2 separate regions of the Homo sapiens genome follow, and region 2 is linked to region 1. A link is an interaction called in ENCODE POLR2A ChIA-PET data of the cell type or tissue named here. Cell type or tissue: Panc1. All regions are shown on one strand. Each heading gives the region's core, and the rest is flanking DNA. Links, peaks and the distances in the headings are about the cores only.

The links. Peaks named below come from ENCODE experiments on the same cell type or tissue, not always from the same donor. Only the 100,000 strongest peaks of a DNase experiment are listed, where the experiment ranks them.
Region 2: POLR2A ChIA-PET joins it to region 1 with 5 read pairs; 2 of 35 experiments call an interaction of 5 or more read pairs at or near these places.

The regions. Positions count from the first base shown.
Region 1 is chr9:77,820,485-77,825,876 of GRCh38, reverse strand. All of the region lies in intron 2 of GNAQ (G protein subunit alpha q), which reads left to right. Among named protein-coding and RNA genes, the nearest start is that of GNA14, 170 kb to the right of the region's middle. In Panc1, for the core only: no CTCF peak of the experiment used is centred there; a DNase peak (open chromatin) is centred at 5,286; H3K4me3 peaks cover 284 bases; H3K27ac peaks cover 600 bases.
Region 2 is chr9:78,100,093-78,105,484 of GRCh38, reverse strand. No RefSeq gene overlaps it. Among named protein-coding and RNA genes, the nearest start is that of GNAQ, 71 kb to the right of the region's middle. In Panc1, for the core only: no CTCF peak of the experiment used is centred there; no DNase peak of the experiment used is centred there.

The DNA of each region.
Region 1 (5,392 bases), core at 329-5,328:
TCTTCCCCATGCATAGGTTGATCATAAGTCCTAGTTTGCCTGAGATACTTGTGTTTGCACCTGTTGTCCCAGCCTCCCGCCTGTTTAGCATTTATTCCAGTTTTTTTATTTTTTTAATGAAGCATTCTTATTAATAGCTGCATTAAAATAATCCAGGATGTTTTTAACAGACATTCACTTTGTATTTCTAGATTCTGCCTTTGCAGTTAAACAGACTTCTCACTTTACACTTGGTTGAGTCTGATATCCCTTCCCAGATGCATTGTTAACTGCATCTCTCTTTCAAAGACAGCGTGTGGGCATTCCTGCTAATATGGAGTAAGCTGGGACAAAAGTGACTAGGGGCAGCCAAACTCTTCCAGTCTGAAAGATGGTGGAGAAGCATGTGGTGCTGCTGCCTTTACCGTCTGCTTGAATCAGCTAGTCATGCTATGGTCTGGCGTGTAGGCTGCCAGGTCCACGAAGACACCACACTTCTGTGAGTAGGGTCAGTGGGCAGTTGCTAGGTGTATGTGAAATGTGTGTGGAAAATGAAGGCTGAAGCAGTCTTACTGTGGAGGTATGAAAGATTTTGCTTTATCATTTATTGTTTGGTATAAATCTGTTGTATTGTTTGATAATGCTTTTATTTTGCAGCAGATCTTTTTGGCCATAATAAGTTTTTTTAGAAACTTGAAAATGCATGTTTAACAAAAAATTAAGTACTGTATTTTTGTTTCTAAAGAAAGTTGATAATGTGTAATTCATATAAAATTATTTATCAGTACTTAACATTCACCATTGTAGCCATGAATATAATCAACCACACAAAATACGAAAGACACAAATCTTCTGCTTCAAGAGTTCGCTGTTATTTTCAGAAGACTGTGCCCAAAGATGACATTTTAGCATGTGCAGCAGCAGAGAATGCATTTTTATATCACTCTGTGAAGCATGACTTTTTGTTTAGATCAAATGACTTTCTTTCCGAGTTAATTTAGCTCATTTTTATTCCAGGTTTTCTTATGCATGTACAAAAAAATGAAGCAATAGCAATTAATCTGTTAATTCTCTTAGCAGAAGAAAAACTTTGCAGGTAATTGATGGTTTGTTTTTTCTTCATTAATTCATGGAATCGAGATGAAGCTTTTAGAAGTTCATGCTGATAAAGTGAAATATCCAACATGGTTTTGATTGCTACAGTAAATGCTTTTGCTTCTTTAAAAAATTTTAAAAGTCATTGTTCAAAGTAATGTATTTTGTGGTAATGATACGAGTATAATTTTTCATGGAGCATAGTGTCATGGTAAAATACTGTATGTATTAAATTAATAAACTAGTGGACCAGAAATATTCTTAGAATAGTTATGGCTCACACATAAATCACAGTTGTATCCAAACAAGCTGCAATAATCTATTTATGAGTTTCATCTCCTAAACATATTTGTGAAATAATACTATTCTGAACTAATACCGAAAGATAGTTCTATGAAAATATTTGAACTGAGATATTTATGTCTTTCCATTTGAAAAACATAATAGAGTGAGATTACTTACCATTCAGCAGACCTTGTTCTAAGCTTACCAAGTATCTGAACCAACAAGAGAGGCCGTTTCTGAATTAAAACTATTAAGGTCTACCAAGAAGAGCATGGTTGAAAATGTTAACAGTTTCAAATTTATTGACCTAAAATAGTTAAGGCAATTTTTAAGAATGTTACAAACAATTCTATGAAATAGTTAAATACATAATATGTCAATATTGAAAAAATATAGTTCTCTGAAGGATGTTAGGGACATGATGTTAGAAAGAGATATGGCTAAGAACATGACTAAAGTACATGAAGGTACCAAGAAAAGTATTTCTGCTCATTTTTTACTTTAAAATCTACATTGATTTATCAAAAGTTTATATTTTAGGAAGATTTTATATTTTGAAAAATTTTTTAATGTGCACACTTCCTTGAATAATATCAATGTAATAAAATAGATTTGCTGGTCAATAAATACTTTAAAGACATACAACATTGATATGGTTTGGCTCTGTGTCCCCACCCAAACCTCATCTTAAATTGTAATCCCCACTTGTTGGGGGAAGGGCCTCATGGGAGGTGATTGAATCGTGGGGACAGATTTCCCCTTTGCTGTTCTCATGATAGTGAGTGAGTTCTCATGAGATCTGATCGTTTAAAAGTGTGTGGCACCTCCCGCTTCTCTGTCTCTCCTGCTCTACCACGGTAAGACGTGCTTGCTTCCCCTTCACCTTCCACCATGATTGTAAGTTTCCTGAGGCCTCCCATTCATGCTTCCTATACAGCCTGCAGAACCGTGAGTCAGTTAACCTCTTTTCTTCATAAATTATCCAGTCTCAGGTAGTTCTTTATAGCAGTGTGAGAACAGGTTAATACAAACATTAACTGTTTTGGTAGCCTTTTTAATACTCAAAAGTGTTAGTAGACTATAACTATATTATTATACTCTCAGTGGAAAGTTAACAGTTTCTCAGCAGTGGTCCAGGTAACTTTTTACACTTCTTATCTATAATATTTTCAAAATTTGGGTCTTTATTTAAAGTGACAAATTATATAACTTACTACAAAAAAACCAGGCCTTGTAGGATGTGAGTTATTTTCCTTCCCTTCTTCCTACTTAAATTCTAGGCCAGGCGTGGTGGCTCACGCCTGTAATCCCAGCACTTTGGGAGGCTGAGATGGGCAGATCATGAGGTCAGGAGATTGAGACCATCCTGGCTAACACGGTGAAACCCCATCTCTACTAAAAATACAAAAAATTAGCCGGGCGTTGTGGCAGACGCCTGTAGTCCCAGCTACTCAGGAGGCTGAGGCAGGAGAATGGCATGAACCCGGGAGGCGGAGCTTGCAGTGAGCCGAGATTTGCCACTGCACTCCAGCCTGCCAGCCTGGGTGACAGACCAAGACTCCTTCTCAAAGAAAAAAAAAAAAACAACTTCTAAATGCTTCATTACCGTTTTTCATAGGATAAAGAGGTATTGTTTTTGTTTCTTTATTTTTATTAATGGAACAGTTTCTGGCTCTGTTAAAGGGGCATTTAAGCAAGGTATTCTAAAAGCTCTATTCCTTCCCCAAGATTCTAGGAAAGTGAGCCTTTTACTTTCAGTTTTTCCTAACACAATTTCTTGAATGTCTGAAGCTTCAGTGGTCAGATTTCACATGGGATGTTCCAGAAAGATGATATTCCCTATGTAAGACTCTGAAATTCTTGGGAGCATTTGGGCCTTTTTTTTTTTTTTTTAATCAAAAAGCTTGTTCTTTTTATTTTTTCGCCTGTCTGAATTCTACCAACTGAACAGGGAAATCTTCTTTATCTGTTTTTCCTGTTGTCAAATAAAATAAAATTCCAAACCAGCAGCAACATACTCCTCTGGTTAATGAGATTGTAGGAGCACAGACATTACAAAGGACTAAAATGATTAGGCTTTTTCTGAGGTATAATATCAGGAAATGAACCACATAACATTATGTGATCTCAGAAATGAAGATGATATGAATCTATAAAGCAGGCATTTACCTATTATGCCAGGGTGGGGAGAAATCAGTCAATGAGTTGTTTTGTTGGTATAAAATCAACCTACAGTTGGTTGTTAGGGGTCTCAGTCTCTAGTCAGTGTTTTCAAAACATGATTTAATTCACCAACAGTCTCGTCAACAGATCTGGAGGCAAAAAAAGCTTCCATGGTCAAACAAGTTTGGAAAATTCAATAATATCCCCAATGCTAGGCTCATGGATTTATAGCACCTTTCTAGGTAAGGGCCATTGCCTTTTTATAACTTCTGTGTTCTGCAGCACAGACCTCTGTTTGACTATTTATAACCATTATTCTCCCCATTCTCTTACTTGGACTTCAGAATCCATTTGTCAAATACCTATTAACATTCCAATTAACTTAGTTTTCCATTAACTTAATTTTCCATTAATTAATGTTCCTCAGATATTCTTTGAAAGTAGTCATACAGACCATACCCTAATTGTTTTGAATTTTAATGAATATGCATATCTTTAATCTCTCTTTTCAATTTTTTTAAATCAACTGTGACTTTGTATAAACTCTCTGAAGATAAACTAGTTTTTTTGGTGGTATTAATAATGCATACATACATACACACACACACACACACACACACACACACACACCCATACTAGGATAGTACAACATCATAATTATGAAGATAATAGTAGAACTTCAGAGAGTGCAAAATTTTAAATTGTACCCCAAGATTTTATAGACCTGAAGGCAGTGTTCTTTGTAATGGAATTATGTAATTATATCAATCAACATACTCTGGAAGTGTTTGATGTAGGTTTTGCCATGCTGCATCAAGCATCTGACCTACAATGTCATTGATACTGATAATTATGACATTACAGACAAACATGAAAAAGGAAAATGTTAAGCAAAGAACCAAATAGAAGAATATTTACATGGAAAATGGTAGTGGTAGGGCCAAGAAAGAGATTGAGTTCTCTGAAAAGAAAAAAAAATATATTTTAAACAATAAAGGAGGGGTATTTCCTTTACCCAAGAAGGAATCCCCATTCTATGTTAGAATGAGCAAATAAAGCCTATAGGCCAGCAAAACCAAGAGGAGAATTGTAGTTCCAGCAAATGTTTTTTGGGAAAGACAGTATAACTATAGTCATTGATTATCTTGGTGACCATAATGGAGATTAAAAATAAAAATCTAATGATAGAAGAACAAACTTAATAATGAGTTAATAAATCAGTTTGTGAAGTCTTAATGAAAGGATATGTGGCAGTTTAATAAACTTTCTTCTCTAACATTGTAATCTAGAACATTGTATTTAACATACATTCTCTATTTTTCCTTTTCATCATTGTCTTGTGTATTGTCTAACACATGAGCGATAAATATTTGTTGAAATAATTATTAATGGTACTTTTGAGATACCACAAGATTTCATAGTAATTATAATATTTTGTACTAGGCATTTTAGAAACATCTCTTTTACTTTTCCTAACAGCCCTACAACAAATTGTTCCATCTTATAGATGAAGAAACTGAGGTTCAGGAAGGTTGAGTGACTTGTCTAAAGACACAGGGCTGGTACATGACAGAGTTATTATTGATACCTGATTTGGTCTCAGGCTGTTCAAGTTCTTCCTCTTTGCTACTGTGGTTCCCAGAATTACTAATTTGAGATTCAGTAGTCTCCATCTAATGCCAAGTTTAAGAAGGACATGGAAGCTTAGTAAAGGAGAATCAGTAGATCCTTACCACTTAAAGACTCCACACAGAAGATCTTTCGTTTTCATGAGGGGCTTCAAAAGGCTGTGTCATGTAGTAATTTCTAATTTTGCTGAGCCACATGTTGAATCATAAGTGTGGAGAGGCTGTTTTATGGGAGTGAATCA
Region 2 (5,392 bases), core at 320-5,319, 280 kb before region 1:
CACTTAAAATCACATAGCTGTTAAGTGATATAGCCATGAGTCCAATTTGATTTGTTGGACTTCAAAATCATGCTGCTTAGTATCCTGTTGTAAAGACCAAGTGAAATAATGTATGTGAAAGACCATTTTAACCCGCAAAGCTTTATGGCCTTGATAGCAATTATTATTCTAGTTGAAATGGCTTATCCTCAAGTGAAACAAGGTGTTCAGAATCAGCCCTGCATAGGCAGAAGAAAGAAAATTCAAAATAAAAGGTCCTGTGCCTTAAGTTAGTCTACATAAAAAACAGAAGACTCTGACTTGCTGCAAGCAGGTACACTTTTTTAAAGTCATAGATTCATTATTATCCCATTGAATGAATATTCACTGTGCTGCACACTGTAGAGATAGTGTAGGAAATGGAATCTAATTAGGAGAGAAGACAAGCAAATACAAAAAAACACAGGGATATGCAAAACACAGCAAATTTTCATAACACAATGCTAAGGCACACACAGTGAGGCCGACTTTGGATGATTAATAATCAATGATGTCTTATGGAAAATTCTGGAAGGTTTTGAACAAAGATGGCTCAGTGTGAGAAATTGTGGACAAGGCATTGGGCACACAAAATGACCCATGTCCCAACACCAGGAAGATGAAGGGAGGGAAGAAGGGAGCTGATATATAAGAGCAGCTAGGATGAGTTAAACACTGTAATATTTAATTTATTTGTGTTGTCTCATATATTCTTCATGACCACCCAGGAGGCAAATGTGTTCATTAATTCATCCATTTTCCTAACAATTATTTATTAATGTCTATTATATGCCAGGATTTGTGTGAGGTATCAAAATACATAAGATGAATAAGAAACAACTACAAGAAACAGCAAATCTAAACACATAAGATTTATTTTGATGTCTCTATTTTGATTTTCTCCATTTCCAGTGAGGAAATTGAGGCTCAGGGAAGTTGTATAATTTGCCCACGTTCACCCGATACTGTAAATTATTACCTGAACTAGGATTAGCACTGATGCTCACATCTTCATTTTCATGAACTTAATGTGAGCAGTAACTTACCCCATGGTAAAAGGTGAGGTGCCTGCCACTTGCTTAATGGGGCAAAGGGTGAGGATTCGGCAACACTTGGTGGTGGTGAAAGAAGTCTTCCTTCCTCATTCTCAATAATTGTTCTCTGAAAGGTTACATAATGAAGAAGATATTTTTAAAAGTCTGCTTCGTAACCTCAAGTACAACCTGGAAATGTTGCCTTCATATCATGGATCAAGTAAGTTAATATCACCAGACATCTGCTGTTTAAAATAAGGAAGCATTTGGTTTCTGTTTCTGAGAGAGGATCTAGAACGATATGGCTTTAGATGGACTAGACTCAGAGTAGTTTCCTGAACGGAATGAAAAACTTGTGGTCATGGGCTCTGCGGTGAAAAGAGTTCCACTGAATGCAAGTGACAGAAACTCATTTCGACATACATTAAGCAAAAAATGAAAGGTTATTTGCACACATACTGGGACATTAGAGGTGAATCCAGGGACTCAAGTAATGTTCTCAGGACTATTTTTCTCCCCTTCTCTAGTGGGCTTTAATTTCTCAGTCTAATTTTACGCAGCAGGATTGCTCTAGAGTGGGGAAAGTGGCTGCCAGCTTTCCCACGTTTTCATCATCACAGCTCTATCCACATATCAAATCTCAGGGAAGAACACTGATTAGCTATGCTAGGATCATATGCTTTCCCTTGGACCAATCACTATTATCCAAGCAATATAGCACCATGATTGATCAGGCCTGGACATCATGCCCATCACTGTAACCATTGGTGATTGAGAGCCTCAACAAAATTTCATGGAAATCTTGTCCCAAAGAAGGAAATGATGGGAAGGCAAATGAACACAACAAAACAAAAAATCTACGATAAAATCTCTCTTTAAAATCCTATGGCCTTTGAGGCTGGGCGCTGTGGCTCACGCCTGTAATCCCAGCACTTTGGGAGGTCGAGGCGGGCAGATCACGAGGTCAGGAGATCTAGACCATCCTGGCCAACATGGTGAAACCCCGTCTCTACTAAAAATACAAAAATTAGCTGGGCATGTGGCGCGCACCTGTAGTCCCAGCTACTGGGGAAGCTGAGGCAGGAGAATCACTTGAACCTGGGAGGCAGAGGTTGCAGTGACCCAAGATCGCGCCACTGCACTCCAGCCTGGCGACAGAGTGAGACTCCATCTCAAACAAACAAACAAATAAACAAACAAAAAACGATGGCCTTTGAAAGTTTGATTTAGCTAAAAGTGAGAGAAAGACTTCAGTGACTTGAGATTTACTGATTTTTAAAAGTTGTGTAATGTTTATGAACTGTAGGAGGGAAACTACTGTACAACTCAGGGGCACCATTCATATTATCTACAATTAGTTATATATTGACTAAAATGTGATTGGTGCCCCCTGAAGTTATGCAGTGTGATGGACCTGAACAAGAACAAAGTGATTAGAAATGGGTCCCATTGATGTTCAAAATTTTGTTTAGCTGATTGCATATACATATAAACTAAACATGCTATTTGTAGCTTTAGTGCATCTGATTGGTTGTTGACAACAGTGTTTACATCCTGAGAGAGCAGAAGAATAAACTGTTGCGTAGATTGCTGTCAAGTCTGAGTTATTCTAGCAGCAGAGTTATTTATTGACTATAAAAAAAATCTTGCTATTTCCATCTGGCTGTCTGCTTGATGAAACATATTTCCAGATAAAATGTAAGCAGAGGAAAATCCCTTTTGTTCCACCTAAAAAACATCATTGGCTTCTAGAACATGAATACTATGCTCACGAGTAAACCTGCTCCAAGGGATACTTCTGAAGATGGTTATTTAATAGCTTTAGCTTTAGAAGAACAATTAGGGTGGCCATTAGTTTTCAATATTTCAAGCACAAATCTTTTAAATAGCATCAATCTCAAAGCAATGTAGAAACTACCCATTTTCTTGAGCTTTTGTCTCAATCAATGCTGTTTAAAATAGTTAAAAAAATAAATTTCATTGAACATGAATTAAGTCTTAAATCAAATGATTTGCAGGATTTGAAGGACTTTTATCCATTTAATAACTTGCTAAGATGAGACTATGATTTACTTGGTAAAAAAAATTATAGCCCATGAATCACTGGGTTACCACTCATTAATTATTATTGACTGTGTTAGGATAGTATTTTACAGAAGAAAAATATCATGACTTTCACAGTAAAGTAAGCATTACAATAAGAATGACAATTTGTTCATGAAAACTAGTAGCAGAATTGAAAAGGGCCTCTGGGGCAATTGAGTTTCTCCCCAAATTTGTTGACTGAATAGCTGCCATTATTCTTCAGGGCTTTCTCAACAGGTGGCTGTCAGATCCAGGTCTGCCTGCTATTGGTAACAGCATTTCTTCAACATCAGCCAGCATCAGGCCCCATTATCTTGAACTCTTTATAAGCTTTCTTTCCTTCAGCTTCAAAATTTCTTGCGTTAGTTCATAGTCTTTCTTGCTTTTATAGGAAATTCCAGATCTCTCCTTTTCTAAATCAAATTTGATCTGTTAATAACATATAGCATGTACCTATTTAGAATGTCATCTTCCCCTTGCAGACTTTCAGTAAATATTTTATTGTCAAGGTTTGCCCACATTTACTCCTATCCAAATCTGATTAATCGACTTGCTGAATGGTATTCACTATGAAAACTTGGTCCTCAATGTTGAGTCTTTAAAACAAATATATTTGTCTAGTTATTTGTCCATCGATTCACCCCTGCATTTCCTCACACACACTCAGAAATTGGCACACAAACTGCATATGCATAGCTTCTAGGGGCTTGGAGAAAGCATCAGTTAGAGCCTGCTCCCCAGAGCTGCCTTATGTTGTGATGTAGATGCACATCAAGTTTAGAATCAAGAATGTTAGAGTGAAAGTAACCAATGAAAAACTGAGGTCCAGAACTGTTACTGTGATGTGCCTGAGCCACGGCCACATTGAGTGAAACATGATGCACCTCACCTTCTAGGTTAGTGCTTTGTCTTTCTGCCCCCCTTGTTTTCCTGTGTGAATTTGATCTTGAAAATTAGCCACGTGTGAAGCAAGCCTAAATCAACACTCCTCTGTAAAATAGACAAGGTGAATTCAAGATTACTGTGACTCAGCTCTTAAATTCTGTCATTTAACAATCAACATTTCTGTGAAGTAAATAATTACTCCTTAATTCATATTCTTTTTTTTTTTTTTTTTTTTTTTTGAGAGGGAGTCTCGCTCTGTTGCCAGGCTGGAGTGAAGTGATGCGATCTCAGCTCACTGCAACCTCCACTTCAGGCGATTCTCCTGCCTCAGCCTCCCGAGTAGCTGGGCACTACAGGCGCGTTCCACCTCACTCAGCTAATTTTTGTATTTTTCTAGAGACGGGGTTTCACTATGTTGGCCAGGATGGTCTAGATCTCCTGACCTTGTGATCCACCCGCCTTGGCCTCCCAAAGTGCTGGGATTACAGTCATGAGCCATATATTCTTTTTTAAAAAATAGAATTTTAGTTTAGAATATCTTTCAATGTACTTAATTTTTGCAAAGATAGTACAGAGTTCTCATACACCCCACACCCAATTTCTCCTAACATTTTTTCCTGTATATTTGTCACAATTAATAAACCAATATTGATATATTATTATTAATTTTATTTTCTTTTGTAACATTATAGTTTGGTTTTACATTAAAGGAGATGTGCTATCATTTTTTGAAGGGAGTATGTAATCTTATCTGATATATTACATGAAAATTATCAGCAAGTCATAATTATTTAACGTTATTCTTCATATTTCTGACCTCGTGTCCTTTTTTCCAATGTACAAAGCTTTCATCTATTTGTTAATCAAATACTTATATTGTGTTTACTGTGTGTCAGACACTGTTCTAGGTCCTCTGTAAACAGTAAGCATTTAATCCTCATAACATACCTACATATTATTATCATCCTCAATTTGGAGATGGGAAATTGATGCTCAGAGAATTTAAGTAACTTGCTCAAAGTCACACAGTGCAATCTAGCTCCAGAGTCATGTTCTTCGTCTCACATGTGCTCCTATGCTTCTCTAGGGGACAGAATCCAGCCTTACCTTGTTTATTTCTATAACCCTTCGCCAACTCCTGCACCATAACTTGCAAGTGGTGTGGTAGATGTATTACTCTGCTCAGGCTGCTGAAACAGAATGCCACACACTGGGTAGCTTACACAACAGAAATGTACTTTCTCACAGTCTTAGAGGCTGGAAGTCCAAAATTAAGGTGCCAGCAGGGCTTGTTTCTGGGAAGACCATTTTTCCTGGCTTGGAGATGGCTGCCTCCTCTCTGTGTCCTCACAGGGCCTTTCCTCTGTGCA